Regions from separate parts of the Mus musculus genome. Here region 2 is linked to region 1. Evidence: chromatin loops called from intact Hi-C (ENCODE). Cell type or tissue: left cerebral cortex. All regions are shown on one strand. Links, peaks and the distances in the headings refer to the core of each region. The heading gives the core; the rest is flanking DNA. Region 1 overlaps Xirp2 (xin actin-binding repeat containing 2). Region 2 has its middle 180 kb from the start of Scn7a.

Region 1 (16,733 bases), core at 3,371-11,370:
GACTAAGCCAGGGAACTAGCCGAGCATTCCCAGCCACTGCTCCATGTGTGCAGCTCATCTGCCCTGTGACAAGGAGGAAGTTTTAAATCTTTCTGTATCTTTGTTTCCTTGCCCTGAAAAAACAAAAGTAAAAAATAGTCTAACCCTCAGAGCATGAGCAAGAATATTAAGTAAAATGTCTGACTTTATGCTGGCCTGTGCTTGGTTTTCACTTGTAAATCAGTTTTCTCATAGTTCAATGATGTTAGCATTTTCCTGGCTTGTTGGCAATCTTTATTGAAATTGATATTTATTTATCGAATTGGTTGTTCGAAAATTAGTTCCATCACTAATTTTCTTTCCTCCTACAAACTGTCTAAACTATTTGATCTTGATTTTTTTTTTTTTTTGCATTTCCCACATCCAGTTCCAGTTTTCTTCCCGCTATAAACGTTGTATAATTGTTTTGTTGTTGTAGTTTGAGGTGGGTTTTTTGTTTGTTTGTTAATATCAGGACATTCTATTGAAACCATTTTAAAATGCACCCTGGTCTTCTACAGATTTTCATCATCTTAAAATTATTTAACTCTTCAACCCAACCTGCACTTCATTTCCAGTGTGATGAGGAGTGAAGATCTCTTAATGATGACCTCAAAGTCACTGCCCACACTTCCCCACACGATTGCTTGGCCTTGATGCTGTTGCATCCTTACTGCATCTCCTTCTTACACACATGACATAGCAGGCATTTCAGATACTGTTCCTGGCAAGGTCCTGCTGACATCACAGGAGGCTTATGTCTGCCTGCAAGCTCCAATGTACTTTATACGTGTACACTACTATTTGGGGCTATAAATGTCTTCCTCCCAGGAGATGAGAGCTATGTAGAATAACGAAGACACCCTATGTTCATGTAGATAAACTGAAGTAAGCCCTGTTAGTTACATCATTAAAATCATGTATTCTTAATTTACTCTTACAAAAATGATAGGTAATAATTTTAGACACCCTTTCCTAAACTTTTGTTTTTCTTATTGGTGATGATGAGCATAAAGGTCCACAGTTACTAGGTAGGTACTGCATTTCATCAATAGGATGGATCTCTAAATTATTCTGTATAATTCGTTTCCATGAAGACATTGCCTCCAAAGAATATAGTTTAGAACACTTTTCTTTATTTGCATTTAATATATTTCAGCCAAACTTTTCTTGTTAAATCATTTTAGATTTATTGTCTGTTTCTTATGAGTTTATTTTTAAACTCAGTGTTTCAATATTAAGTTTGTTATTAATTCAATAACTAACACATTTACTTTTACATCTATCTTCACATGGAAGTACTATTTAAAGAGGCCTTTCCTTGTTTTTGCCTTTTTTTTTCTTTTAACATGGATAATATAGATGGTTTTATTCTTTTCCTCATTATTATCAGTTTAGATTTACATTGATTTTTGTAGGTAATCACACAATTAATTTTCATTAGTTAATAGGTGGTTCTCTAATTCTTCATGTTTAGTGTATAGATGAAAATTTTATAAACTATAACTACATAATTATATAACTATATAACTATAACTGTAATTATATTTTTCAGACACTAAGAGTGTCTGAATGTTGTTATTTAATCACAGACTCTCTTACTGTTCCTTTCCTGGACAATTATAAATTTCTGATTGCATCATAAACTTGAAATTTTCACAATCGTTACCAATAAATGTGTATGGTATTGATTAAGTTAACTTTTGGATTGTGTTAACTATTTCCATTTACATCGAAACTTTTCAACCACATATTTCCCCTACTATATCTTACCATGTAGTGTGTATAGCTTAGATTTCCCTCTGTTCTCTACGCCTGTCATCTGCTTTCATGCTATAGCTAACATGTCACTCATTTTCGATCTATAACCTGCCTTAGCACTGTCATACTGCTTATGTTTTTCTCAAGTCTCTGAGAAGTTTTCTTGTCTTTTGATTTCACCTTGATCTCTCTGCTGAGTTTGGCTTGACTTACACCAGTCTCCCAACCTACACACTAGCTAACAGGTCACTGAAATAAAAAGTTCAAATATTTTCCATTACACTCTATAAGGTTTTTGTTCTCTCAAACCTGCTTTCATATTAGTGAATATTGATACCAGTTGTCTACAATAACAGTTTTCATTGTGACATTTAAATATAGTATACACTTTTCCATCATCCGTGTTGTATAGGGGAGGGGTATGAGTCACATAAGTTTCAGTTATATGTAAATAAGCCAGTTTAAAAGTGTCTAACGTCTGGTGCTTGTATTTCAACCCATAGAATCTATTGCTTTATTATGCACTCATCACTTCTGTAATACTTTTTCCAGAGCTATGGTTTGAGAATATGCCTGCAATATTTCAAAAGCAATAAGAAGTATTACATCTAGAAAACATGCTGACAAGAAGTCTGGCTTTATAAAAGAGACAGTGACAAAGCACTTGTCCCTGTGAACCCTGCCACATTGGGCATTTTATGTGCAGACATTTTATGATTCTGGCAGCATTACTGAGTAGCACATTGACCCTGAATTTATGTATCAGGCTGCTGGCCTTTAATTCACATTGCTACTGTATAAAGATATTTGGACTGAATTTGCAACTTTTAATATGGTGAAAATAATTTCTGATAAGACATGCTTGTCACTTTTTGTTTTTATTCTAAAATGTAATGGATAAAAACTGTTTAATTCCAAACTGGAAACTCTCTGGACAGCTAAGTGACAAAAATTCATACCACATACGGGAATGACCCCTTTGGGGTGATTATTAATGAAAGTCACATCATACCGCTATGTACTCTACCTTTGACCAGAGACTCATGAAAGTAGGAGAAAACCCAGGTTGAAATGATTTCGTTGATTTTTTTCCTTATTGTATTTCGTGTCTGGCAACTAAGATTCATTATTGTATCACCTCCAAGGAACCTAAGATTGGTAAAAACACAATCTTCTTTAACCAATTGTTTCGGTGTGAATAATTGGCCAAGAATCCTCTGAGTTTAAATATTGTACCAGTGTACTTTTAAAAACTGCTGCAAATGTGAACTCTCAGTAGAGACAGATATAATGCTTTCCTGTGCCCTGGGAACAGAATGTCAGTTGGGTTTGCTTATTTCCCAAACTTGTAGAAGTAAAGCTTATGTGTAACCTCGAGTCCCATGATATTTTGTGAGGCAATAAAGCAAGAATGGACATGATGACCTGAATTTTATGTATTATGAAATGCATTATATTACAGAAGAGATCATTTACATCTTTTTTTCTAAGACAAACAGAACACTTAATGAAAGGCCTTCTTGTCTTCAGTGTCTGATAGTTGTCTTCATGACAGATTTTATTTTTTAATATTTAATTTTCTTTCAAAGTTATTCTGTGTGTTCTTTTTTATGTAGTTTATTGTGTCACATAAAGAATTAATGTGTTAATTAATTGGCAATTGGATTGGCATAAGCAATAAAGGAAACTGGGTGTATTCAGAGTATGATGGATTCTAAGCAGAGCAGTAAGATTAGTTAGCGCTGGGAACAGCAGGGGACCCACCATCATCCTTGGATGAGGCTTTACTGTCCTGTACAATGAATCACCTCTAAAGCCAATGGACAGAAAACATCTAACAATAGTGTGTGTGTGTGCGTGTGGGTGTGATGTTAGTACTTACGAGGCTTCCTAACGGGGCTCATTTCAATATTTGGGGTTTCCTCTTCTTCACAGGACACTTAAACCTTTCAGCTTGTTTACAGCAATCATAATCATTTTTTACTTTTCCATAGGCACTATGTGACGACAAACTTATTTGTTCTTTCATTACCTTCTGCTTTGGAAAACATTCTAAATTCGTTTGTGCTCTTCTCCAGACTCTGTCTCACCCACTCAGGGTCCTTACAGCTCACTCTCCTCTCTTCTTCCCTACACATCCCTAAGGAAACACCTGTCTGGTCAAGGCTGAAGGCCTGTGTTAGATGTGATCAGCACCACTTTAAGAGTACCTGGTGCCTTGCAAAAGGAAAAGGGAGGGAGCAACATTTTGTTGCCCCGTGAGGAAACTGGCAGGTGTTGACTTAGAAGATTGGCAAGCAATGTGGTTTTCTGTTTGCTCACTGTGATTTTTATATTCCACGCCCAGAGCTGAATATGCAGTTGCTTATGAGCAATGGCAAGAAAGATTGGAAAATACATCAAAAATGCAGCGGTGCCTTCACTGCTTAAAAGGCCACTGGGCAACTCAGAGCACTCAGGCCACTGATTGCTTTAATAATAACTTTGAACATTTTTCTAGGAGTTGAAATACGACAAGAATTGAAAAATTCATCTGTAAACACTCAGTAAATTTTAGCAAAAATAAACAAGCTAGGTTAGGCTAAGATCGACCACAAATAGGTGAAATTTTTGACTATTATAAAAGATACTATTTATATTTATTATGAAGAATGTTTAGTGATATCACAATGAGGTGAGACCAGTGCAATTGAACATAGCCAAATCTATCTGTGCAAATGTATTATACACTCAGAAAAATTAGGATATCTCTACTTTAGCATGGTGATTTGTAGGAATCATTTTTCGCAGAAACATTGCACACTTGTATAAATCAAATTTTGGATGGCAGTTAAATTTCAAGACAGCTGATATTTGAGAATACATCAGTGTACTGCAGTCAATCACAGTGCTTATAGAATAGAACTTCTTGATACCCTATAGTTTATATCTTGTAACATGGTAAACAAAATACCATGTTATTAATTTTATTAATTAATTTATTAAACATATTAATTCTTTACTTGAATAAGAAATCACAAACACCTACACAGGGAGTTGAAATGCCAGTTGTTTTAACTATTTTTGAGCCACAGAAGTTGTTCTTATCAGCGATTGTGTAAATAAATCTTGAAGACACCCCAAAAAATTAAAAGTGAAGAACCCAATTAAGTATCTTAGTGTGGAGGCTGAGGAGAAATGGGAAAGAAGGAAGTGGAGTGACATGTTATTGATGGAGTGATCTAGTCTTGGTCCAAAGTGATTATACTAAATCAACCTATCTAATAAAAGATGCCAAAGATACATACTTTAGTTGTCCCAGAAGCTACAAGCTCTAAAAGAGACAAGCTTGGGGTCCATGGCCAGGTGGTGAGTACATACTCACACATTTATAGACACACACATGAATGCATATGCACATATGTGTTCACACACAGAGACACACATTTTCTTTATTTTAAGATGTATTTATTTATTTATGCATATGGGCATATGAGCATGTTGTTGCTGACACACCAGAAGAGGGCATCAGATTCAATTGCAGATGGTTGTGAGCCATATGGTTGCTGAAATTTAACTCAAGACCCCTAGAAGAGCAGCCAGTGCTCTTAGCCACTGAGCTATCTCTCCAGGCCCCCCCCCCAACCCCAGACATACATTCAGTTTCAAAAGAATAGTAAACCAACTAGCAAAGTGGTAGCAGAAAGCCACTAGATTAGATAAGAAAACCTAGCTTTAAAACCAGTTCTAGCATATGTGAACTATCTAACAGTATGTAGTCACATAGCTATGAGAGCCCTTATGTCCCTTTCACTGGAAGGGAATACTGAGGTGCGTGTTGTCTTTTGTCTAAGGATGTGCTTAGATTGGATTAGTCACAAGGATCCTTTGGCTTCAGGCTACCACCATTCTGTAAACTCGTAATTGGTTCTTTGCTCTGGTACCCCGGAGTCCAAGTTTTCTATGTTGGGCAAATGGTTTAGTAGGAAAAAAAGGCCAAACCCATTGATATGCATGACAGATGAAGCTGTTCCTAGTGATACTGTTGTTGTTTCTTATGTAATATCTGCCTCGGAATAAAAGGAAAGCATCTATAATCTGCACCCTTTCTTTGTAGCTACATGTACCTCCTTCTTGGTTGAGTGTAAGGAAAAACACAAAGAACAAATTTTCACTTGCTAATATTCCAACTGTATTCAAACCTGCCCCTTAGGAATTTTGTGATCCTGGGGAAGTTTTGTGTTGATGTTTGTGGTTGTTGTTGGTTGTTGTTGTTTTAACTACTATGTATTTTTCTTTTCACTCATGTAAACTTTAGGAAATAGCATCTATCCACAAGGTTGCTAGAGAAACCATTGAGATGTTTCTGTAGTGTTTAGCATGAATGCAACATATAATGATTGAAGAATGTTAATTATTAGATTACACTGTGTTAATAAGTCACCATTTCTCACCATGCTAACTTCAAAAGTAGAATAGATGAACAATAATGATTTTTGTTGTTGTTTTTGTTTTTGTTTTGAGTATATCCTTTGGTATGCACATTTAACTTTGTCCTGGAACTCTGGAGAAAAGAAACTAGCAGAGAAACTTTGTAAGTGGGATGAGACTTTACAGTTCAGGTTTGGAGACCAAGGACTCTAGAAGCCGCCGCTGTTCATAAGTTGATGCTATTTTCTTCTCACACTGACACCTATCTGAAAATGCTACGTTTGTTTTCAGTGACCTTTAACCTTACTAAGCCCGGAGACGTCAGTACTGCTGGGAGTGAGGACCAGTCGGATCTCCTGGAGGCGCTGTCCCTGAAGGAGAGGATGGCAAGGTACCAGGCAGCTGTTTCACGGGGTGACACCCGCAGCTTCTCGGCTAATGTAAGTACCTCTGGCCATGTATGCTGTCTGTCTTCTTGCTTACTTTTGAAAAACCAGAATAGTACTAGTTGAAAATCAAAACAGTTAAATAGTTTAAAAACAAAAACAAATACTAGGCTCTGGGATATTTTTTTACAGCAAACAAAATTAAAACGGAAATCTAATTGAGAACTTCTGACTTGAAGCCTCGGTTGTGCTGTTTGATGGTTGCATGAACCGGAGTTATTCTCTTGACCGCTCCCAGACCTTCAGTTTTATGCACTGAGGAATGGGAATAATTATCTACCACATAGGGGTCTTGGGGAAGAACCAAGGAGATAATTTATGTGGAAGGCAGGAGGCACTCCGTAAATGTGTTGATATTGTCATCATTACCAATTAACCTATAGCTATTCTCCTCAGGAAGGTTGAGAATTCATTTCAAATCTTAATAATGTGGGCTTATGTGCTGCCCTCCTTGGTCGTGTGTATCATTCATTTAAATTCTCTTGCATTATAATTTCTTTTGCTTTTCTCGGTATGTGCTGAATCCATTAGGAGAAGCTTAATCAACACAGAAATGAGAGAGATTATCAATGCAGGCACTTTACTAAACCAATTATGATTATGAGAAACTCTGAGATTCAGAAAGATCACCAATTTTAGCACCAACTCATAATAAGCGATGTTCAAAAGAATTTGTAGGATTCTATAATCTATGTCCTTCAACTTAATGAAATATAAGAACATTCCTTTATGATTGTAATCCCCAATTTAGTCGTGTGTGTGTGTGAGAGAGAGAGAGACAGACAGACAGACACACACAGACAGACAGACACACAGATAGACACACACACACACAAACAGAGAGAATCCCAAAGGTAAGATTTAAAAATAGCTACTCAACATTTACAAATTATTTAGAGGCAAGGCTCACTGTGCCAAATTCATTAACCGTCCTGCAATTGCAGATGACATTTAAGTTTTTACATAGTCATTAAAATACATTTTAGATAGCGCATAGATTTGGAATGAGGTAGAGAAGTGACATGAGTAACTAGACCACTTCACAAACATTATCAGCTCAATACTGCTTCCAGCTAGTCTTCTTAGTGAGCGCCCCCTGCTGGAGATTTAAAGACGTGACTACAAGGTCGTTCTAAATTACTAGGAAAACAGCCATCATCATAATGTATAAAATAAAGAGGACAACAACCAAAAGACTGATTTGCAAGCTACCAGACTTTTTCTAAGACGAAAAAATGCCTCATTCAATGCTTGCTATTGAGTAAACAATGGTGTTACTTTAGGAAGACGTAGATCATTTCCCATAAGTGGATAATGTCATAAAACAGATTAGTACCATGATATGATTTGTATTTCTAACGTGCTAAAAATTAAAAAATTAAAAAAATAAAAAGTAAATGTTTAAAGTGGGCACACATCCCACTTTTAGGACAAAAAGTTTCTAGTAATCAACAACGGTCCTATAGACGATGTTAATTCTGTTTAGTTATTATTGAGCTCTTTTGTATTTATTCTACTGGCTACCATTGCCTAGCTGTTAGGAGAATAGACATTACCCTGGTGTCCTCTGTGTGTGATTATTTTCTGCTCATTGTGGGGTTTGCACCTTCAAATTGGCAAAATATAAAATATTACAAAGAAAGAAATGCTGTGACCTTTAAAATCTAACAAGAAGAAATTTTTTGGTAGTGGTAAACCAACTGTTTGTTCTTGGAAAACAATCTATCAAGAATTTAGTGAAATGAAGCATATTTCCACCATTTTGATGTTTTGTTTTTCTTTTCAAACAATATGCTTTGAATCAGAATAATTTCTAATGTCCATATACATCCAATGGTTTTTATCATAGTTATCACAAATGAGGTGAAACAACCCAGCCTGCCTTCAAGATTTAACTCAGATCTCACTGTAAACCGGAAATAGTTCTGCCCCCCGATTCATAAGTTGTAAAGAATGAGGTGTTGGGTTTGATTAACGTCGCATGGACTGTGGTATCTGGAGGCTATTAAATGTCTTACTTAGTCTTTATTCTGTTGGTATAAAATAAATAAATAAGTAAATAAAATGGATATGAATAATTTAATAATCCTATTCAATAAACGACAGAAATTAGGACTGGTGAGAAAAATCTTCTATATGAAGATTTTTATAGACAAATTATAGACATAGAATTTAGTGAAATTATTTTCAAAGGATTGCACAATTATAAAATTAAATTTTGAGATTCATGATACCAATGCTTTCTTAACTATATTTAAAGTTCCTTTTTCATAGAAGAGACTATTATGGCCCTCAAACTATCATACTCAATTTGTCTCAAATATTATGAACAAGAAAATACTGCAATCCTGAGCTCACAAAAATCCCAGTAAATATAGAAATAAAAGTAAAATAACACTCTTGTTTTTCGGTGTTTATCAAATTCTTCACCACTTAGCTCAATAAGGCCACTTGTGACTCTCTACACAGCTGCCACAAACATTGCAAGTAGAGAATCTGGAAGTCACAAATTTAACCCAAACTGACTCCAATATGTCTCAGACTTGCTTGAACACCTTACAGTGACCAACAGTGTCCTCTCATGTTAACTGCCAGCTGGCAATGGTGACTCTACATACATGTGGTGCTCATGGAATAGGAGTAGCCTGTGAGCAGCCCAAGAAGAGAGAGGGGAGTAATATGTATAGAGTAACAAATTAAATGCCAGACCCTACAGTGTGACTTTGTTCTCTTTATCTTTTTTAACACAGTCCATAAATTTGTAAAAATAAATGTTGCTCTGTGATACGCTTTAATCAGAACTAGCACTAAAATCACCATTTGTCCAACTTCCCAAACTATGTTGTTTCTTGTTAGTCCTGCCCGCCCCCCAAAAAGCCATTCTATGTCATTGATTAGGACTTACATCTTAAATTGATGACCGTGTAATATATTTACCTAGGTTTAACTGTTGAGCATTTAGATTAACTCATTATTATCGACACATCCATTAAATTCCAGATCTTATTTCCCAGCCCAGACCTGAGAAATGGAATACAAGTAAGTATAAAAAGATTTAGCACAAACCAGTCTAGTGATGAGGTCAATAAAAGTAACACCGATTAGCGGCAGCATTCTGAGCATGGTGCTAAGCAAAGCGAGAACACTGGAATGACCCTGTGAGCAGGTGCCACTCCAGCCATGGCCACAAACTGCATGTGCTGCCATCTCATTTGGGTGGACCTTCTCTATAAGAAGGCTACCTAAGCACCATTTTTATCCTCCATGGGGGAGATCTATCTGACTTAGTTTGGCAAACAGCTACAGTGTGTCACCGTGGCACCAACAATAGCAGAGGTAGCACGGTTTATAAGATCATGAAGTCCCAGCAGCTGTCTTTACTTCTGTATGTGTGATATGTCTGCTCCCAAAGCAGATGTCAAAGGAGAGGGATGCATATAGCTCTGTTTCAACCCATGTGGTAGGTAAGAGGCAAGCTGTACAGTTGGTACTTCTTTGAATAAACGATTACTGGAAGAGTATCCAGTTTTTGACACAATAATAATGATGAGGTTTAAAAAATTAATTTGCATTTGATTTTCCATTACTTCTAACTTTTTTACATATGAAAGATCTTGACAATAAATACATTAATTCATTTAATTTAAAACTTATATTTTGCTTACATATGCTCTATCTAAGGAGGACATTTATTCCAAATAAATGGCAGGTAGGGTTCAAGGAAATATTGTGGCCATAATTGACACTTCTGTTCCTTTACTTTCTAAAATTTTAAAAATGGATCCCAAACTCCCTCGTGTCATTAACAGATAACAAATGTCAGGAATAATGTCAGTAATTGAGTGGGAATTACATGTAAAGTTCTGAAGAACTGCAAAGTATATATGGAATACATAGAAAGTAGGCAACTGTATCTCTTCCCATTGAGCAAATCCATTGTGGAATGATTGAGAACGCATGAAGCCAGAGAGGAAGTTGCTATGGTAATGCAAACACTGCAGTGTTTGACGGGAGCTCACATAACTCCACATGAGCTCAGACTAGTGCTTTTGTATCAGTTCCTGAGACACGTGTATTTCTTAAAACCTTTTAAGAACCCCCATATTTTGGTTGAAGATTTCAGACCCTCGGGTACCCAGATTCTTTTAGATGTGACATTGTCCATCAGGATCCCTGTGACCCCTGTGCTGCACTCCCTGGGCTATTTATATCAGCACTGGTGCAGACCTCAGGAGTCCTGCTGTGGTGTGAAATGCCACGGAGTCTCCATCCTCTAGAAGCTTCCCAGGCAAAGGACTTGCATGGCTCATGTTGCTTGTCCCCTGGCATCCCATCTGGGCTTGAGTGCCTGCTGGGCTAAGGAAGTGGTGGAGTCATCAAGACCAAAGCCCTAGGTTCTGTTGCATGTCCCTGTGAGCCCTGTGTGAACTGGCAAGGTTCCTTGGTGCCTTGCAAGTTCATTCCCAAACTATGTGCTGAGATCAGTTTTCTCATCTGAAAATATGTCCTTCTATTCAAATCTCCTGTTCCTGCCGCTTGGTCCTGACATGCCAGTGCTCAAAGCAGAATTGAGACACGACAGTTCTGGTGAACGGTAGCTGTTTTACCTGCCTATTCGTAGAGCTAGCAATTGAGACAGACAGGTGTCATTCAGATTAAGATTCAGACAGACAGATTTAATACCGTCACTTAATGGCCTGCACATGAGGACATAAGATGTTTCACATCTCTCAATCTCAGGCTCTTTAGATTAAAATGTAGAACATTGATGTCTGTGGCTCACAGGATACCACAAAGCATGACCTGATGGAGTATGTATATGAACGTATGCAAACTGCCCTGCCACTTATGGAGGTACCTCCATAAGTGGCTGTTTTTACTGACAGTTTCAAGCAGTTTTACATAAGACCCTTTATTTGGTGTGTCCAAAATAGCTGAAATAAAATTTGGTGTTACTAAAAATGATTCTTATAATTATTCATGATAACGTGTCTGCTGCCTGTACAGATGTTTGAAACATCAATGACAGCTTTACTTTGAGTTATAATTTATTTCGTTATTTTCATGCCCACCAGTCATCCTCCATATTATTGGATTAATACAACATTCAGTCTAATCTAGACATCAAAATGTGTCTTAAACAGGGTGATTTTACTCAGTCAGTGTTTTCAAGGCACAATATATAAAACATCTGGTAAGTGGCAAAAACAACAGGAAAGTTTAGTTTTAGTGGAAAGCTATGGCAATGGTTTTTGTGTTAATATCTCTTTTTTGTGCTCTACCCACAAAGGATTGCCAAGTATAATGAAAGAGTAGCCCAAGCATACCATATCTGCAGGTGAAACCCTGAATTACCTTCTTAAATCACCATAGGTCATGGAAGAATCAGATGTGTGCACCGTGCCTGGTGGTTTAGCCAAGATGAAAAGACAATTTGAGAAGGATAAAATGACTTCAACCTGCAACGCCTTTTCTGAGTATCAGTACCGACATGAGAGCAGAGCTGAGCAGGTAACGCCTCTGCGGGTGATATGCAAACAACTTAGAGTTGAATTTTGCTTTCACCAATGTAGAAACACTCCCTCTCTGGTGATAGAATAATTTCCACTGCTCATTTAAAAAAAAATGATCATTTAGAAAATCGTTTAAGCATATTGATGTGTTGGTTTACTTAGAATATTTTGCCATGTGAGCTGTGCTAGAATGTTCTCTTCCAGAGTCTTACGTTCCAGACATAAATGAAAGTTAAGTAGTATAACTTACTCAACAAGTAAATAGAAATGCTGAGAGCAGTGTTTGCATGCAGCCTCTACTTCTTGGTTGTGATTCAAGACAAACTATTTGCTAGCTGTTTGCATCACTGGAATATGTAGCATTATTCAGAGTTTGTTGTGGGGAGTTTTATCTTGTTTTCTTTAATCATCAAACGTTAAGCAATAGAACCCAGATGTTACATAAAAGCACATAATTTGACTTCTGGTGTATAAAACTTTCCCACTTCATTACTTCAGTATCATACATCATCAAATATTTTCATGAGATATAATGGTTTTTAAATGTGAAAACCCAAGTCATAAAATGCATCAGACAGACCTTGTCACTCAGAAAATTCACAAGTTTAGTGTAAACAGCTGTACTGTAGGCCTTTGTTTCCCATGAGGAAGGAAGTAACTGGGATATAAAATTTTGCAGTAAGAAACAAAGAGGGTGTGTTTTATTTTCTAAACCCTGGAGAAAATGCAGAGCTAAATAAATTTTATAAATATGAACCAGTTGAGTGCTATGTGAGGCAAGTAGTTAAGGTGTCAGGTGAAATAATTGAAAGTCCAATACCTTAACAATAGTTTTCCAGTTATAGCTTTATCTGGTGAAACTGTAATATACTTAACTAAATATGTTTATGGGAGCAATTCTTTCTAATGATGCTTAAGGGGATAGAGTGTGAACAAGGCAGTAAGGCATGATGTACTCGTGATCTCGTGTACAACTATTGGAACACAGGAAACAGAGTGACTCAAGTGTAGACAGTGCATTTAACTGAAAGATATCAAAACATAAAATATAACTATGTTAATAACTTGAATAACTAACTCCTCACAGAAGCAAGACTATGTCTATAATTACTTTATTATTGGGTAAAGTACATTATGTGCCCAGATCACAGGCTTTGTGACCCATGTCAGAGCTCAGTCCAACGTCTAACACTCACCTACTGAAGGGGTTACATTTAGAGCCACCCTCATTGGCCCCTGCCCTTTGCAGTTGCAGAAGACTTTTCCACCCTAATTAGGAGGGCCTTGTGCTTAGTTTAACAGTATATTCTCTATTCTGAAATTTCCAATTGCTTTTGAACAAATAACCCCAAGTTTTCATTTTATCTGAATATCTATATTATTGTGGAGTTGTACTCACATCTGGAAGCATAAAATTAATCCACGATTCACCCAAGTCTTGTTTCACAGATGACTAGTTGGTTTCAGGTATGGTGTATGAATACTGACTCGTACTGTTCCCTAATCATTAATTAAGTGTTTGCAAAAGTTTAAAAAAACAAATGATGTGTTAGTAACTGGAAAGTTGGCAAAGTATGGCCTCTCTGAAGTGGTCAGGGCACAGATATTAGAGAAGGATCATGGTTCTTGCTTCCATCCTTTTTGTTATCTATATAACAGCAATGTCTTTAACTTCTTGGTGACTTCCTTTCTTTATTTATAAAATCAAGATTATTATAGCATATGTCCCAGGTTTATTTACAAAAATAAATCGATATCCATACAGATTAAAACAAAGCCTATGGCTTGAAGTGGGGTAGATCAGTGTTGAAAAGTATATACTGTTTTTACATGGACATCATAACACAATGTACTCTCCAGTTCCTCGGACTTATCCCCTTCTGGCTTCCATAGGCACTGCACACACATGAAGAAAGCTACACACACACAGACAGGTGCACACACACACACACACACACACACACACACACACAGAGAGAGAGAGAGAGAGAGAGAGAGAGAGAGAGAGAGAGAGAGAGAGAGAGAGAGGAGAAAGGGATGGAGGGAATTGAAGTAGGCAGCCTTCAACATCCTGCCTTTGAGTAGAGGACAGCCTTTTATCATTGAACAAATTTTTGTGGCCAGAGTATAGTAACTGGCTTACTTACTGGCCATTTACTATTTACCTATATAGACATTCTCAGCATATGTTTATCAATGGACCTTACATCCTGTGGAAACCAAAGGAAACAATGCAGAAGACTTCTGTGTGCTTTTTGTGAGTTACTACAGAGATACATTTGTGCTTTGTGCTGTGAAATAACAAAGCACATGAAAGCAATAAAAACCACACACAGAATATTCAGATCTAGTTACCTGTCTAAGCTTCAGTTTCACTAACCACATTTAGCTATAGTAAAAATGTCTAACAGTTTCCTAGTGATAAACACATCTAAGCCACCACAATGCACTTTATAATATATGGCAATCACAAGTAGGATTAAACTAGGAAGCAGCATTGATTGTCCATCACATATAAAATTCTGGGAGACAATGAAATAAATCACTTCTACCTTTAAAAAACAAAAGGCGTTGATTTAAATCTTGATGAGAAACATGAGATAAATGTCAAATTTGGTTTTAGAGGAGAAAGTGAAAACTGTCTTAGATATCCACTTTAAGCTTTATAAAACAGCCTAAATGCATCTTAAACATGTGTTCTTCTATCCCCAGGGATGAAAGACAATAAACAGATCGTTAGTTCTGTCCTTATATAAGACATTGTTGGCTCAGTTAGCATTAGCAATACTTTGGCTTATTGCAAGTACTCGATACCTAGCTCCCTGATGTCCTCCTTTGGTCAAATACATTTAATTTGGTGACATGCAGTAACTATTATTAATTGAGAAACCGATTTAATTAGGGTGAAAAATAAAGAACATTTGTGTTGGATTTCTGACAATATTTAATTTCACTGTTAGTAATGTTTTCATTAGTTGCAATAATTAAGTCCAATCTGCCTGTTTCCTTTTTGATGTATTAAAGTCCGAGGATTCAAGGTAATTGACTATTTGGTAACCATTTGTCTTAGAGATCGGGTTTGAAAATGGGGCTATCTGAGAAATGTTACATCCTTTATATTTGCTTTACACCTGTTGGAAAGAAAAATGTTGGTGTTGCTTCATGTGACAAAATATCTGATGGTAAAGAAGGTAGGATTTATTTTGACTGACAGTTTCAGGAGATTTAGTCTCTTACAGTGGAGAAGGCAGGTGGAGTGGCTTGGTCTGTGCCAGAAGACCGTTGCTTCTGACACTGTAGAGGATCAGGAAGCAAACAGTTCAGAACTAGAGCCAGAACTAGAGATGAGCAATAAGTCTCCCATGCCAGCATCAGCAGCCTTTTTCTGCTAGTGAGGCAGCAAATCAAAGATTTCAGAACCTCCCATAACAGCACCAAAACTGGCTAGGAAGGAAGTGTTCAAACCCATGAGCCTGCATAATACATTCAGTGAACCAAGACACAGGAACATCCATTGACACCAGAAGTGATGTCTCATTAGCATATGTAGTCATGCCCAGGAAAGTTATCAAAGAAAGGAAGCTACCTCAGGCCCTAGGAGAAGAGAGATCAGTAGTAGGACAAAGTTGGCTTTTTGGGAGAATAGCATTCTGGCTGGGAGACAGAGCACACCTGCAATTCCAGCACTCAGGAGTTGGAACAGAAATATCATGTTTGGGGCCAGTCTAGTCTATTGGCAGGTTGCCAGCCCAGACTGCACAATGAGACTGCTTATATGCACATATACATACACACACACACACACACACACACACACACACACAAACAGATCTTTATAGGGTTCCCCCACCGGTTATTACTGGTTTCTAACAGTACTCATGGAGACTTTGACGTAAAAAGAAAAATCATTTTGCTTTGCTTCTAGCAGGAATGATTGGCATGTATCTCTTCCTCTGAGACAATGAGCCACACAGAATACCCCTCCCATTTATTTATGTCAGATTTATCCTATCAGCCCTTTAAATTTTTTCCAGTTTTAAGAATGAGTTTTCAGCATTCTATGTTTGAAAAGATAATTGATCCTTCATGCTCAAAGCCAAATACCACTCAAAGGAACACTTTTTAACTTTTATTTCTTATGGCTTAGATGTATGTATTTGTAGGAGTGTTTTGCCTGCATGTATGTACATGTACTTCATATGTGCCTAGTTCCTACAAAGGTCAGAAAAGGGCATCAGATGCCCTATAACTGGAGTCCTGATCTGTGAGTGCTGGGGACTACTCAACTCATCTGCAGGAGCAGCCAGCGCTCTTAGCTGAGCAATCTCTCTAATCCTAAAGGATAAGTTTTATCCGTTCACTATGACAAACTCTATTTCGGAAGGACATCTTGAAAATTCAGCTCCCTCAACCTCAGATGAGGACCTCATAATGTGTGTGAAGCAGATGGTGGAATGGACATATAAATGGGAAAGAAACTGTTGCGTCTCCCCTGTTCATGCCAGTCTACAGCTTCTCTCTGGTGCTCTTAGGGCTTTTATCCTGTTCTTCTCTTCTTTGTTTAGAAGCTTCATTAACATATAAT
Region 2 (16,733 bases), core at 2,828-10,827, 520 kb before region 1:
CCTTGTACAAAGCTCAAGTTCAAGTGGATCAAGAACCTCAACATAAAACCAGATACACTCAATCTAAGAGAAGAGGAGTGGGAAAGAGCCTTGGATTCATTGGCACAGGGGAAAATTTCCTAAACATCACTCAAATGGCTCAGGTTCCAAGATCAAGAATTGATAAGTGGGAAATTCTGAAACTGGAAAGCTTCTATAAGGCAAAGGACATAGTCAATAGGACAAATCAGCAACCTACAGATTGGGAAAAATATCTTCACTAATCCCACACTCAAAGAGGGCTAATATCCAAGATATATAAAGAACTCAAGAAGCTAACCTCCAAAAATCCAAACAACCCAACCAAAGAATGAGATGTAGAACTAAACAGAGAATTCACAACAGGAATCTTGAATGGCTGAGAAGCACCAAAAGAAATGTTCAAAGTCCTTAGTCATAAGAGAAATGCAAATCAAAATGACCCTGAAATTCCACCTAACACACCAATCAGAATGGCTAAGATCAAAAACTCAGGTGACAGCACAGGTTGGAGAGGACATGCAGAGGGAGGAACACTCCTCCATTGCTAGTGGGATTGCAAACTTGTACACCTACTCTGGAAATCAATCTGGAGGTTCCTCAAAAAATTGGAACTAGATCTACCTGGAGACCCAGCTATACCATTCCTGGGCATATAGTCAAAAGATGTCCCACCATGCCACAGGGGCACATGTTCCACTATATTCATAGTGGCCTTGTTTGTCATAGCCAGAAGCTGGAAACAACCCAGATGTCCCACAACAGAAGAATGGACACAGAAAATTTGGTTCGTTTGCACAATGCAATACTACTCAGCTATTAAGAACAAGGATATCCTGAGTTTTTCAGGCAAATGGATTGAACTTGAAAATATCATCCTGAGTGAAGTAACTCAGAACCAAAATGATCTTCAAAAATGGTTTGTGGTCACTAATAAGTTGATATTAGCCAAAAAAGTACAGAATACCCAGGACACAATCCATAGAACTCAAAAAGGTAAACAGGCCAAAATGGCCCAAGTGAGGATGCTTCAATTCCACTTGGGAGGGAGAAGAAAGCAGAGGGCAGAGGGAGTGAGCAAACTGGGTGGGGGAGGAGAAGGGTAGAGGCAGAGAAAAAGGGAAACATGGTCAGGCATTGGAAGAGGGGGAATACCAGAAGTTAAGCCCCGAGGACCAGCAGAATGAATGGAAACATAAAACCTCGGAAGGTGGGAGGTGGGAGGTTGGGGATGTCTTGAAGGTAGCAGATACTTGGGAGGTGAGAGAATCTCAAGACTCAAAGGGAGGGACCTTGGATGAGATGCCCAAAAGTGGGAAGAGGGAGCTTGTGGAGTTCACCTCCAGTAGAAAGACAGGGAATTGGGTAGAGGGATGCCGTTGCCATCCCACGGTCAGGAACTCTGACACAGGCTTGTTCCTGTCTGGGAGAACTGCAAGGACAAAAACAGAGAAGAGATTGGGGGAAAGGAGATCCAGTGACCGTCCCAAATTGGGACCCAACTCAGGGGTTACGGGGGTCTCCAGGACCTGACACTATTACTGATGCTGTGGTGTACCTACAGAAAGGAGTCTAGCATGGGTGCCCTGAGAGACCCAACAAGCAGCTGGCTGAGATGGAGGCAGATAATTGCACCCAGTCAATGGTCTGAAGTCCGCAACTCCTGGGGTTGAATTGGGGAATGGCTGGAAGAGGTTGAGGAGGAGGGAGACCCTATGGGAAAACCAGCAGTCTCCAGAACCTGGACCTTCAGATCTTTCAGACACTGAGCCACTAACCAGGCTGCATACAATGACTGGTCTGAGGCCCCCAACATATATATAGGAGATGAGTGCCTGGTCTGACTTCAGTGAGAAAAACCGCATCAAGCCCTTGAGAGACTTGGGGCCTCAGGGAGTGGGGAGGCCTGGTGGGGTGTGTGCATATGAGGGTGGGGTTATGGGGACATCCTCTTGGTGATGAGAGAGGAGTAATGGGATGGGGAAATCTTAGAGGGTGGGTCGGGGGGGGGGATAACAACTGATCTTTGAGGAAAGATTAAAAATGGTAATAGTAAAAAAAAATTATTCCTAATAATAAACACTGGTTTGGAAAATCAAGATGATATAGCTTGAAATTTTCTTCTATTGTGTTTCTCCCTTTAAGACAAGGTCCCATTGGTAGAAGCTAGCATCCACTTATTATTCTAATACCTTGGACTCCTTTGTGCAAGATTACAAGGGTGCACCCCTATGCCTTGATGTAATTTTTTTTTTGAGGAAACTACCTTCAAAACTACCTTCTGTGTGAATTTGCACATCTTTTAAATATCTGAGGTGGGACAAGTGATAAACTTTGTCACCTACTTACTTCTTGCCTAAGTGATACATAGTTATTCTCCCATTAACCATTTATTAGCTGAATACATTTTGTCAAAGAAAAAAAATACGTTCAAACTAAGAAGAAAGCTTTGCCTTTGTCACCGTTCATTTGAGTTCCTATCTGTAGGTGTTTCTATGTAATTGAAGGACATTAAACCATTACATCTTCTGTGGGATGCTTTTCCTCATACTCCCTCTCTTTCATCTAGTGTGCTCAATCAGCTTTTATATGAATCTTAATGCATTTCCATCCTTCCCACCTGGACCAGATAATGAAACTGTAGTAATTCTATAAATATCCACAGGTTGCAAATCAGTTCTGCAAATGTTACTTTGTAACTTTATCTTTGATATCCCTGTGTTGCGTAGAACTCTCTCGTGCTCCTCTCTGGCTGTACTGAAGTCTTTATAATTGACTGTGCTTATATAATTGGAAGAACATGAAGATCTCATGGAAAGCAAGTACCATTCCTTTTATGTCCCACCTCTCTGTCTCTGTCTCCTCTGTCTCTGTCTCTGTCTCTGTTTCTGTCTCTGTCCTTATGCTTATAAAGGTATGAATTCAAGAAATTAAAGCGAACTGTTATTTTCTACTAGCACTGATGGGTTCTATGCAAGCGTAACAGTATCATTAAGTGTCAGGGATTGATTCTTGCCTATGGGATGGGACTCAATTTGAGGCAGTCACTGGATGGCCATTCCCTCAGTCTCTTCATTATCTTTGTCCCTTCATGTCTTGTAGACAAGGCCCATTTTGTGTTGAAGGTTTTGTGAGTTAGTTTCTGTCCTTATCCTTCCATTGAGAGTTCTTCCTGGCTAAAGGAAGTTGTCACGTCAGGATCCATGCTTAGGAGTCTTAGCTAGAGTTACCCCCACAACCTCTGGCACAACCTAAAGATTGATCTCCCAATCCTGCAAATCTCTCTTCTCTCTCCCCTACTCTCCCTACATGTGCTCCCCCCCAATTTCATATCCTCTCTTCCACCCAGTTACATCCTTCCATCAACTTCTGATACCTATTTTTGTTTCCTCTTCTGAGAAAGATTCAACTATTCTCCCTTGGACCCTCCTTGTTATTTGGCTTCTTTGGGTCTGTTGATTATAGCATGGTTATTCTGTATGTTATGGCTAATATTCACTTATAACTGAGTACATACCATGTGTGTCCTTTAATCTGGATAATAAAGGTATTGTTTTCTTTTAGGTATGAACCCATACCCTTTGTGACCACAACAGCCAAATCTATTCTGCAAAGAAGGGGATCTTCAAAGCAAAGGACTCCAAAGAGATGAAACAAAACCTTTACAAGTCGACAATGCCTTTTATCTTCCACACCATACTGAAAGTTCCCATGGTGTTGGTTTGGACCCTTACATTTCTCTCCCTCTTACAAAGCTTGTTTCATGGTTTTTGTTTGTTTGCTTGTTTGTTTCTTTTGTCTTGTTTTGTTTTGTTTGATTGCTTCTCACTTAACTGACCACAGTAAATTACATGCATTCATAGAAAAATTTGTATCTTTTTCTTTTACTTTATTACAGCAGCCCACACCTCAGACATAATCTTCAATTAATAAATGATTAGGCTGTATGGAAAACATGGGATATTACATAATACAGAAGTCCTAAGTTCTCTCTCCCTCCATATATATATATATATATATATATATATATATATATATATATATATATATACATATACATACATATTTATATACATATATTCATTCTATCCCCTGAAGCTATACAATGAGAAGACGGGATACAGTAATGGCTACCGCAGAGAAACAATGTTATTAAAGTCTACAGTATCAATATCTGCCTTGAGTTCTGGTATTGCCTGCTCTTGTGGTGATTCTCTCTGGATAGTTCTTACTTCATAGCTGTATGTGAGGGCTCTGTCAAGTCATGGTCATACAATGCTTCATATGGAACCCCTCTGAAAATTATTTTCTTCTGATTATTAATATTTTTTAATCGGTCATTTCTACATTATGGGATCATGCTGAAGGAGAAAGCAATAACTGAAAAAGTAGCTTTTTGGAGGATACAGAAGTGACACAGTGAAGGCAGAAACCAAGCCCTTCAATTCAAAAGTGCTGTTCCACAGGTACCAAACCGGAGTAAAATCCCCTGTAGACATGTAATCATGATGAGATCTAATGCTTACGTTTGTTTGTTTGGGCTTTTTCTGCTATATTTCACATGGAATATGATGTACTTTTTTTGATCTTCAGCTAATGTCTCTCAATAGTGTATAGGAACTTGGTAGTTTAGATAAAAGTTTGATTTGAAAGTAGATGCTAAGGATCAAAATAGTTCAGATGCCTAGTAGGAAACCTATATTGCTTTTTAGATGGTTTATTTTTTCCCCCAAGGAATGTAGAAGAATTTTAATCTAGCAACAAGGCTGCTCTGATAAGGTATTGCATCCAAAGATATGACTCTACTGGAATGCAGACATACTCTGGATTGCAGTAGCACCTGGCTGTAGTGTAGACACGCCCTTAGTGCACACCTTTCATCCCTAACAATGTAGTATAGACACGCCCTTAGTGCACACCTTTCATCCCTAACAATGTAGTATAGACACGCCCTTAGTGCACACCTTTCATCCCTAACAATGTAGTATAGACACGCCCTTAGTGCACACCTTTCATCCCTAACAATGAAGGTAAGGTTAGTTTGTAGAAGGAAGCAGCATGTTTGAAAGTGACCTCTTATTGAGGGGCAGACAGAGCAACCACCAGATATTGGACAGAGTGGGTCAGAGATAGGATAAATCCAACTCACAGGAGAAGAGAGGCTGCTGAAGAGGATGGAGGGGGGAGGGAGGGGGGAGGGAGAGGGGAGGGAGAGGGGAAGAGGGAGTGGTGGTGGTGGTGGTGGTGGTGGTGTGTGTGTGTGTGTGTGTGTGTGTGTGTGTGTGGCTGTGTGTGGCTGTGTGTGGCTGTGTGTGGCTGTGAGTGGTATGTGTGGCTGTTTTACTGAAAGAGGTTGCAGAGAGAACAAGCTAGATACAAATGAGGACAGAAACAAAATGAGATGGAGAATGAGAAAGAGCTAGATTAAATCATATTACCAATGTTATTATGAGGCCAGACAAAGCAATTCAATCAGAAGCTGAGAGAAAGAGGATTGAATTAGGTAGTTTGGAAGATCATATGGAGGCTAGAAGCTTCCAGGCCTCAGCCTAGGAATAGTTAGAACAGAGAAGGAAACTCTCTGGTTTCAGCCCACATCTTGGGTACAGTTCTTTTCCTATCCCTTCATCTGAGGAAATAAAAAGGACAATTACAAAAGAATCAAAAGTAGTTTAAACATAAATTCAAATTTTTGACCTGGTGTGTGTGTGTGTGTGTGTGTGTGTGTGTGTGTGTGTGTGTATTAAATATACATCACAGCTCCTGAATCAAATGGCTTAGACTCCTACTCTAAGGTGCTATGCCTCAAACTTAAGACTATGGACTCTATACACTTATAGTCACTACCAATTAGTTGGACTTTTGAAAGAATTTCTTGTATGCATTTGAACAAAGGTATTTTCTTAGTTGAAATTAAGTGTGTTAAGAGTCTTCCGAGATTAATTTGGTTTTATTACAAATAATTAATATAGTGACTAAAATTCCACTAAGACCATTGTGATTTCCTACCGTTTAATTTTGTATTCTTCATGTAAAAATTAACCCTACCAATTCATTCTTTATCTATATTAATTCAGTAACACTGAGGAAAGATAATTCATTTAATAATATTTTAAATGTCCTCTAATGGACACTTTATATAAGAGCAAAATTTCACAGATTTATTTTACCTTGTAGTTATAAGGAATGCCAAAGAGAAATTATTGCAATTATGACTAAATTTTATGAGTGTCTAACCAACAACTTAATTACAGCAACTCTAGTACGAAAATACAGTTAAATGCAATATATCAGTATATTCTGGGAATATTATGAAGATATAATCTTTGCTTTGCTTGTGACATTCCCTCAAAATAAATTACATAAATTCTAAAATTTAACATGACAATATAAAGTGTCAAACATTTTGATATATCGACAAAATATTAATTATTACATTAATTTTTCCAGTATACTGCTACATAAGAACTGCACTATTGCAAACACCTGTAAAATGAAGAATATTTTTTCATTTTTAATTGACTATTTTATTTATTTACATTTCAAATGTTATCCCCCTTCCCAGTTTTCTGTTCACAAGCCCCCTATTCCCTGCTTCTGTAAGGGTGCTCCCCCACCTACCCACCCACTCCTGCCTGAGTGACCTAGTGTTCCCCTATCCTGGGCCATCAAACCTCCACAGGACCTAGGGGCCCCCCTCTCAGTGATGCCAGATAAGGCAATCCTCTGCTACATATCCAGCTGGAGCCATGGGTGCCCCCCACCCCCACCCCGTACTCTTTGGTTGGTGGTTTAGTCCCTGGGAGCTATGGGGGTTCTGGTTCGTTGATATTGTTGTTCTTCCTATGGGGTTGCAAACCCATTCCGCTCCTAGAGTCCTTAAAATGTTAGCCAGTATCGATATTTATTTTCCATATAAATGTCTGTACAAACTTTTTGTAAGATAAACACCTTTCCCCATTTTCTTTTTGCTGCTTCACATATTACCAGCAGAGGGCAGCAACGCATAGACCGTGACACCTTGTTAGAGAGCAAGAATATCAGGGTAATCTGATCCAGTTTGAGTGTGGCTTGTGTGGCAGGTGACAGTTCTTTTGTACAGGTTGCTTAAGATTAAATATAGAGGGTCCGAGAGGCTCAAGAAACTCTATTTATTCTACCTATTTTGAGCTACCGCTGTTAGGCTTCATAATCATTGCAGGTGTAGAGAAAAAGATCACTTAGGCTCTTCTTGCAGCGAAAATACAGCCTATTGAGTAAACAGTTTGAAATTTAAACTGAGTTTCTAAAAGTAAGGAAGATGAAGGATATAGGCATGTTTTGTTTTATTTTAATTTGGGTATGTGTTCAGGTTATTGCTATGCTAGAATCATAGTATAATATGCCAGAATCATCACTTCCTGTGCGATGGGATTATACATTTAAAAAATGGCAGCTATGCTTAACAATCAATGCAAACAGGGCAATCTGTGTCGTGAATCAGTCTTCCTTTCTCCCTCCCTCCCTCCCTCCCTGCCTCCCTCTCTCCTTTCTTTCTTTCCTTCTTTCTTTCTTTCTTTCTTTCTTTCTTTCTTTCTCTCTCTCTCTCTCTCTCTCTCTCTCTCTCTCTCTCTCTCTCTCTCTCTCTCTTACTTCTCTGCTCCTTCTCAATGTCTTTAGCCTTTATCTTTTGTCATCACAGACACTAACCAATCGAAATCCTATCATTGTGGCACTCTATCAACGTCAAACTGGGCCAATCTCAGAAGAATCTACTGTTCGTTCACCCGGTGAAGGTATGTGAGTTTGTTCTGTGTGACAATAAAGGATGCTCAACAAAGTCAGGTGTATTGTTTTAGTGGAAGAGATATTGCACTGAATCATACAAGCAGCATCCACAGCTGTAGGGATTTTTCTACCCCTCTAACTTAGAAAATATTCATTATCTTAAGTTTGACAGTTGCAATAAGCTGAAAAAGGTAACAGGCAGAGGAAACAAGACTTTTTTCCCTCCTGTCATTAATACAAACAGGTTCAGTGTATGTCAAGAACAGCAAATCCAGTAAAAGCATCTTTAGGAATGTTCTCTTATCAGTCTATTCCTCAGACCACAGGACTAACAAAAAGTCTAGTTATGAGACAACTGCATTACAAATAGAAATCTTCTTTATAGTCTTCATCTAGTGAGAGCTCTTGAGGTCTGCTAAGAAATTTGGTAGACAAAGAACAACATGATGTTTTCTCACCAAAAACAGCTTTTATTAACCTCCTGGTGTTTGGCTCAGAGGGTTGTGATTATGATCCTGCTGACAACAGCCACCATCTGAGTAATGTTTTGACTCAAGTCAGGAAAGGCTGCAGGCAGGGAGGGTTTATACTGTTGAGGAAACAGCCAGAGAATTATCAAGAGGAAACCTGTGTTCTCCTCCGCTGTCTGCTGGTGATGTTACCTAACTAAGCAAATACCTGGTGACTTTCTGCTATGGGCTTCATAATGAACTAATTATCTCAGGTACATGGAGCGATGCATTGGAGGATTCACCTGCCCTTCAGGATCCTTGTTGTAGAGAGAAAGCTTACACAAACAGAACACAACACGATTTAAATGCTGAATTGAAGTGACTTCAGTCAAAAAGCAATTGTAGTTTAGATAGTAAATGATTCTGCTTGATGTCTATGGGAGAAAAGAAAACTCCTCGGGCATAGACACTCAGAGGATAAATGTTCTACCTAGCTGTCTGTTGCAATTTACATATCTCAAGCTGGTAAAATAAGAACACTCGTCCCATGGCACATATTCGTGCATTCTGAAAAGTAGGATTTTCTACTTTGCTCTTTTTGAAAATAAGGTAACAGGGATGTTGTGGGATGAAGTGATGAGTCTGGGACCAAATGTGTTAGGAGTTAGGCATGATATTTGAATAAACACACTGTTTTATTATTACTACTATTCTTATCCACAAAAGAGTTGTATGAGTAATTTAGACAATCCTTAGTTAGAGCTATAGGAGTAGTTCTATTAGATACTGCTAAATGCTAAAGAGATAAAAACAAAGCAAAACAGAGTGTCAAAGACTGTAGGCTCTCTGCACTGCCCTGACTGTAGTGACACAATGTAGTCACTGTAACTGAGAAAATGATAAAGCAAAGCATCTTTACAGCGAACATTTCTTCTTGAGACTAAAACTATTCCAATTTTTCCATTTTCACACTTGAATATGTAAGTTTCCCCAATGCCATCAAGTCTTGTACAATTCTTAAGGACCTATGAAATAGCTTTGATAAAGAAGTGTAGGTGTCCATCTGTAGAATGACCTCTTGTGGAAAACTTTGACCTCCCTGCAAAGGTCTAGTGTTCTGACTCAGGATGAGGTTTTACCATATTGGTTTAAGTCTAGCACAAGGCTGGAGCTCTAGTTTCCAGATGATAGCAAAAGGAAAAACTAACCTCTTAAGTTCCACCAAGGCAAGGTATGCGAATCCTTCATAATCCCTGCTTCACTTAAGGTCTGTCAGATGTTCTGGGCCAGAAGGCTAAAGATAGATGCTCCAGTGTTATAAAGAATATTGGGGACTGACCAGGCAGTCAGCTGCAGCTGTCTCTGCTTCTTCTGTAAACTTTGGAAGCTGTATTTCTGCTCTTCCTTCATACTCAAATAATATTTATTTCTTCCCAGGTCTTCTATGGGGTTGAAAAATAGTCATAGTCTTACTATAATCTTAAATTATTTAGGATTTCAAAAGATGATCTAAGCCTAAGAAAATGTTTTTAGTTTAATAATACAGATTAGGACAGAAAATGATTTAGGTACAGAGCTCTAAACTAACTAAGATAGGATAGAGGATAAAATATGTTATTTAAGTTGCCAATATAAATGGATTGGACATTATAAAGGTATAACATGCCTTATAGTTTTTAAAATTGCTATAGTCATATTTATTTTATATCTAAGAGGTAAAAGAGCCTTTTATTAGACTAAAAAAAGGGGAATTGTTGAGGTTTGGTCTTTTGCTCTGTATTGAAATGCTAAATGTTGTACCCTCAAGTACTCATTAACAAGAGAATCTGCAGGTAGACCCAAGTGACAGCATATGACCTTGCTCCCCAAGTTATCCCTGATTGATGAATAAAGATGCCTACAGCCTATAGCTAAGCAGAGTTGAGATAAGCAGGGTTTGGCATTTCCAGGTCTGAGAAGAACCATGAAGGAAAGAGGCAGAGGTGGGAAGAAGTAAAACACCATGGATTAGGTGAGTCATAAAAGCATAGCCATGAGGGCTGTCCAATTGAAGTTAAGAGTAGACCAGACAGAACATGGCAAATTATAACTTGGGATTATGGATAAGGAAATAGGACCTAACGATGTAGATGATAGATAATTAGCCAGCTCTTGTCCTAATTAAGGCTTATTATAAATATAAAAGCTCTGTGTCTCTTATCTGGTATAAGAATATGTCATGCCATGACACAGGGAACCTGCCAAGGTCCCAGATGCCTGAGAGCTGTGGCCTATATGAAGACAAGGATGGATGAGTCAGGGGAACCCTCATCCAGCCTGCCAGTGCCAAAGAAGGCCATTCAAATTCACAGAGGGTATGAAGTTGCCCTCGAATGACTTGGTCAGCCAAAATGGTGGCAGCCTTCTGAAAATCCTTACAGTTTCTTGAATCATCTCAAGAGGCATGTCTAGCGTAGAAGAGGATTTTCCCATAGGAAAAAAGATGAGAAAAAAAACTTAACTGGAAGACAAATACAAAACCAAATTTCAAAGACAGACCCAGCACTGTAGGTTAGACATCTCCAATGAGACCTGCCCAAGTCAGAAGGGGTAGTTTATAATTGAACCCTCTCTCCTGACTTGAAGAGCAATGGTGTGTCCAGTTTCTCTATTTTTGGAGGGAGGCATCAACAGAGGTCTAGACCAGACCAGAAACAAGGTCAAGCCAAGACAAACCAAGAAAAAGAAAGTTAGCTCCTCACAGAGGGACCAGCTGGCTTGGTGGTGTCCACACCTCAATAACTGAGGGGTGATAGAGTGTAGGGTATGATCCCAGATGATCCCCCTACATGTTGGGATCTAGGAGTCACCCACAGACCACACAGACTCTGGTCTCAAACAAAAAGATGGTGTATTGAATGCACACCCCAAGATTGATCTATCAGGGATGCAGTCTAGACTGAAGAGCTGAGACTGCAACCTCAAACATTTCCCAGGGCTAGTTTCTATAGGCAAAACCCACAATTAGCTCACATGCAGGTGCAGGGATGGTTGTGGGGTTGGATTGCTTTTTCTCAAGTGTTTTGGTATTTTTAGAAATACCAGTCCAGTCTGAAGTTTAATTTGACTGGTCCTAAGTAAAGGCTGCAGTTGGAATTTCCAAGAACAAACCTCAAAACATAACAGGATATGTGGTCAACTTGATCCTGTTCTGAGCCTAGTTATTTTTCTGTGTCAGCAGTCAAGCTATATTCAATGTCAGCAGTAATATGAAGTGGCTTGTGGTGCATGAGGCAAAATGGCTACAGTTATGCCAGGGAAGCAGGCTTCAATAGTACCAAGAGAAGTCACTACTTCTTTTCTACTCAACTTAACTACACTATAAGGAAATGATAGTCCAAATCATTAGGACACTAAAGACTTAAAAAAATGAAAAGTTCCTATCAGGAGCCTGATGAGTCATCTAATAAAGCTGTGAAAGTCAAGCAATGGAGACCTCAGGATGTTGGAGATGTCAGGACTATGAACATTCTCTGAGGAAAGCTGTAGGCATGGAGTGATGGATGCTTAAGAGAGGCTATGCATGTTGTGGAGTTGGAGGGGTAGTTGAGTTCTTCAAGTATTTGGAACCCTAACAATACCATCACTAGTTCCAGATGCATAACAGGAACTTTCAGCATCCCAGCTTTTTATTCCGGCTTTTGTCTGATTTTTTCCTTGCTATTCCCTTTAAAGTAGGAATATTTATCCTTTGATTTAAAATACCAATATTTTATTAAAGCATCTTATTTGTGTTTCTCTTCTAATGCTCACATATAAGGTACTGCTTTGATCTCAAAGGAAACATGGAGTTTTGAATTTTAAGCATTGCCAGGAATCTTTAAGTATTTGGGCTCTTCTGAAATAAGACTGAAGGTATTTTTGTGTTACTAGAAGCCATGACATCATGGGGAAATGAGCAGAAGGTTATTGTAAGATGATGATTTGAGTTCCCAGTTAACAAGAGGCGGAGTTGTGATGGTTAGTGTTAATTTACAATTTGACAGGATCTGGAATCACCTAGGAGACAAACCTCCAGGCACACTTGTAAGGCATGAACTAAATGAAGTTTGCCTGTGGTCATGCTTGTGGGAACTTATCCTGATTAGGTTAATTGATGGAAGATTTACCTTAAAAATGGGTGCCATTACTGTCTGGCTACATCCCAATTTAATCATGGTATGCAATATTTTTATTGTGCTACTAGATTTGATTTACTGAGGTTGTAAAGCCTTTATTTTATTTTACCTTTTTGCTCTGAAGGAAATTTTTACTATTGTGAAAGATAAAAAGAGAGTACATACTAATTCTTGTTGTGTTGAACAAGGCAATTGTCACCTGGGCTGCATTTAGATCAATGTATAAATCTGTGATAAGTGCTGGTCCTTTTAGTTACTATGTAATCATGCTCAGATTGCCACCTAGGACTACAGGTAGCAAGTAGAAATCTAGTACCTAGTCTAGAGTTGAGTGATCACATTATTACGATATGGGGCCTTTAAGATTTCTAGAAGATGTCATTGAACTTTATAATTTTTATAATTTTATTACCCATGTCGGCCAAATAGACAATTGCTAATCAGAGATACAAATTTTTGAACATTTTTTAGTTTCTAAAGGAATCATGGAGCATGCTGTTAGTGCAGTTCTCACTCTATTTGTGGGTAATGTGTTCCTACCATATTCTAGATTGGACATTCTATATTGTTTGGAATGTTCTTTCTCAAAAAAGTCATCTGGTCATTCCTAATGTTCCATTTATCTATCTATCTATCTATCTATCTATCTATCTATCTATCTATCTATCTATCGTCTATATGCCAGTCTACTTTTGCACCTTATAGCTCCTATGGATAAAGAGGATGTTGTAAAAAAAAAAAGTTGAATAAATCTTGGTGCTGTCGTTCCCCTGTACTGAGGCATATAAAGTTTGCACGACTAATGGGCCTCTCTTTCCACTGATGGCTGACTAGGCCATTTTCTGATTCATATGCACCTAGAGACAAGAGCTCCAGGAGGGTACTGGTGAGTGTGTAGGGGACTTTTGGGATAGCATTGGAAATGTAAATGAAATAAATACCCAATTAAAAAAAAATCCTTCCTGCTGTTCCTTCCTGCCTTTAACCATTTATGTTCCTGAATGAAAGACACCCACATAGCCTCTATATTTTAATATGCACTAAGCAGCACAATAACTGAGCAACCACATATCATCCATGCTGTTAGAATTGACCTCCTACTGATAACTTCAAGTTACTACTTATTACTTATTACATTCCATCTTGGCTTTTCTTAACTCCAATTAGTCAGTCCTCTAGGCCATGTTCTGTTAGCTCAAAGCCCAGCCAGGGTGCTCTCTTTGCTTCTCTATCCTATGGCGGCCCTGTCTCTACTTTCTCAGTGTCCTTAGCCTTGGAAATCCAACCCTGCCCACGTCTCTTCTCCCCAGCTATTGGGTGCTGGCATCTATTTTTATTTATTTATTTTTGATATTTTCTTTATTTACATTTCAAATTTTATTGCCTTTCACGGTTTCCCCTCCGAAAATCCCCTATCCCCTCTTCCCTTCTCCTGCTCCCCAACCCACCCACTCCCATTCCTGGTCCTGGCATTCCCCTATATTGGGGCGTAGAGCCTTCACAGGACCAATGGCCTCTCCTCCCATTGATCCTCTGCTACAAATATAGCTAGAGCCACAAGTTACACCATGTGTATTCTTCGATTGGTGGTATAGTTCCAAGGAGCTCTGAGGATACTGTTTAGTTCATATTGATGTTCCTCCTATGGGGCTTCAGTCCCCTTCGGCTGCTGGCATCTTTATTTACCAATTAGAATTAACTACGTAGGTGTCCAGTAGCTACATGGAGACTCCAAATCTTGGGGGGAGGGGGGGGGGAGGCAGCACTTAGCATTACCAAAAAAAAAAAAAAAAAAAAAAACAGCAAAAGACCAAACCTAAACAAGAGGACACAAGTATCTGGCAGAGTTGGGGGATGATACTTGTAGCTAAATATTTGTGAACAAGAGGCTAGATTGAGAGAGTCCAAGATGGACTGAAAAAGTTAAACACACACAAATACACACAGATGCACGTGAACTCACATGCACAAAGAATGGAAAATGCAGGCTAAGTTCTAACTTGAAACCTGCTCATCTCTAAGAATTATAGGTGGCTAGCTATGGCAAAGTGGGATTGATGCTTGGCCATTAACAGCAATCATTTACTTCTGTAGTCCCTGAGCAAGCTACAAATGCTGATGTAACAGAAGAGGAAAAGAGTCAGACTTCTAACATTCATTACTGCTCCTGAGTCATGTTTCCTCATGCAGTGGGAGTGTGTTTTATGTATGTTCCTATGTTTTCCTAATGATATAATTTAATAATCACCATAACCCAAGCAGACTCTGTCAGACTTTTGTATGTTACCCAGAATATGATAGCGCAAAGATGGATTTACTTTATTGCTATAAGCCTTGCTTAAATATATTTTCTCCAATAAACTTGAGAGTAATTGAACAGACTTTAGATTCCTGGAATAAATGCCTAAGTGACATTCTATCTTAGCAATTTCTAATATTCACATCTTAGCTATTCTGGTGACCCAATTCTCAGACAAAATTCTTCAACAACGTGAGCAGACAACATTTGGGTTATTTTAAGAGTACTCATTTATTTTTATTTTAAGTGTTTTGCCTTCATGTATGTATGTATATCACATGCATGCTTGGTGCCCAGAGAGGCCAGAAGAGAGTGTCATGTCTGCTAGAACTGAAAATTTGGTTGTGAGCTACCATGTCTAACTGGTTTCCTGTAAGAGCAGAAAGTGCTCTTAACTGCTGAGCTATGTTACCCATTGTTTGTGTAACTTCTTTGTACTAAACTTCTTGTACTTCTTTGTACTAAAATATTTATTATTTCTGTTTTAGAAGTATTTAGAAGTATTCATATATGTATATATGTATGTATGGATTGATGCTTTTAGGTACAGATATCATAGAACCCAGAAGAGAGTGTCCAATATCATGGAGCTAAAGTCACTGGAAGTTTTGAGCTGCCCAAACTCTAGTGCTGGGAATCAATCTTGATCCTATACAAGAGCAAGGTACACTCTTAACTACTGAGCTGTCTCTTCCACTCTAAAACCCAACACTTTTTAGGCAGTATTTATTTTTTAAAACCATTAATTATTTAAATCAGAATTGTAAGTAGGACTGCATCATTTAACTGCTTTTTGACTTAAAACAGATCACCTATTGTATGTTGAAAACGTCAGAAATTTCAAAGTTATTTAATACACATGGCATAGTGCAAATCATAAGTTAATAACACAGTGAACTGTAGATTATGAGATACTCCTGCTTGCACATTCAGGCTCACTAAGAACTGGGTTTCATGATGCTGTTTAGCATCACAATGGAGCATCATACTTCCTATCAGTAGCTCAGGGAAAATATAAATTCAAAGTAGAGTTGCTACTTAACATACATTTCTTTTGCACCATTGTAAAGTCACAACATTATAAGCTTAACCATTACAAATGGTGGAGCATATTTATATCTTTTTTTATGAAAAGAGGTCCTCTATCTTTTTTAATCACTGAGTGTTTGGAAAAGTGATTATAGTATTTGGTTACTGGAATTTTAAGATCATTAATTGTCTTCAGATAGCCTTAACAAAACACTTGGAAAGTGAATAGAACACTTAAACACGCTCGATCTACCTCTCAGAAAAATAGTGTTAGGTGTCTGTGCTTCTTGGTTTTCTCCCCCAGTCATTTCACACGCATCCACAGAGGAATCCACTTTATTTGAAGATGATGCCTTCAAGGTAAAGGATTTGGAAAATGTACTTAAATGAAAAAATTTGGAAAATTTATGCATTGACAATCATTTTTTTCTACAACATTAAAAAAGTCTGACATTAAACATTACAAGGACTTACCTATGGCTCACTGGGCTTTGGGGTATGATTTAGGTATTGCATTGCTTCAATAAGTATGCACTTTGGAGAAGAGAATATAAAATGCTATAGGTAGGCAATCCAACAATCATTTGCATTTGAGTCCCAATGTGTTTACATAGTTATGTATGTTCTTTTTAAAAAGTGGGAGGAACTGAGCCTTAGGACTCATTTTACAAAAAGGAACAAGGTGGAAATCCTGTGGCTTTGGGGATCAACACATACGGACAGTTTCTATGCAGTACAAATTTTAAGTTTTATATCCGTTGAAAAAGAAGATGCTTTGTGAAATCTCTGTAAGCAGTGAAGTGTTTATTCTGAATAAGACTCCAGGGAATAATCTTATAAGAGATGCACACTGCTTTCATAGAAAACCCAAGGGGATAGTATTCATAAAGCATCATTCTAGCATGAGAGAAAAATGACAACCAAGGCAAATTTCCTCATAGAATCAAAAAGGAAATGCTTCATTTCTGACTTTTCCCCTCCTTTACCTCAAATGTAAAAATCTATCATTTT

The links. Peaks named below come from ENCODE experiments on the same cell type or tissue, not always from the same donor. Only the 100,000 strongest peaks of a DNase experiment are listed, where the experiment ranks them.
Region 2: it touches region 1 in a loop (7-fold over the local background); 17 of 42 quality-filtered maps call a loop at or near these places.

What each region holds. Positions count from the first base shown.
Region 1 is chr2:67,470,238-67,486,970 of GRCm38, forward strand. It overlaps Xirp2 (xin actin-binding repeat containing 2), which reads left to right. Exons shown (of 9, transcript NM_001024618.2): 2 at 6,481-6,629; 3 at 12,009-12,146. The coding sequence starts at 6,573. Among named protein-coding and RNA genes, the nearest start is that of Xirp2, 33 kb to the left of the region's middle. In left cerebral cortex, for the core only: a CTCF peak has its summit at 7,736 (motif pointing left); a DNase peak (open chromatin) is centred at 7,724.
Region 2 is chr2:66,955,282-66,972,014 of GRCm38, forward strand. No RefSeq gene overlaps it. Among named protein-coding and RNA genes, the nearest start is that of Scn7a, 180 kb to the left of the region's middle. In left cerebral cortex, for the core only: a CTCF peak has its summit at 7,017 (motif pointing right); a DNase peak (open chromatin) is centred at 7,021.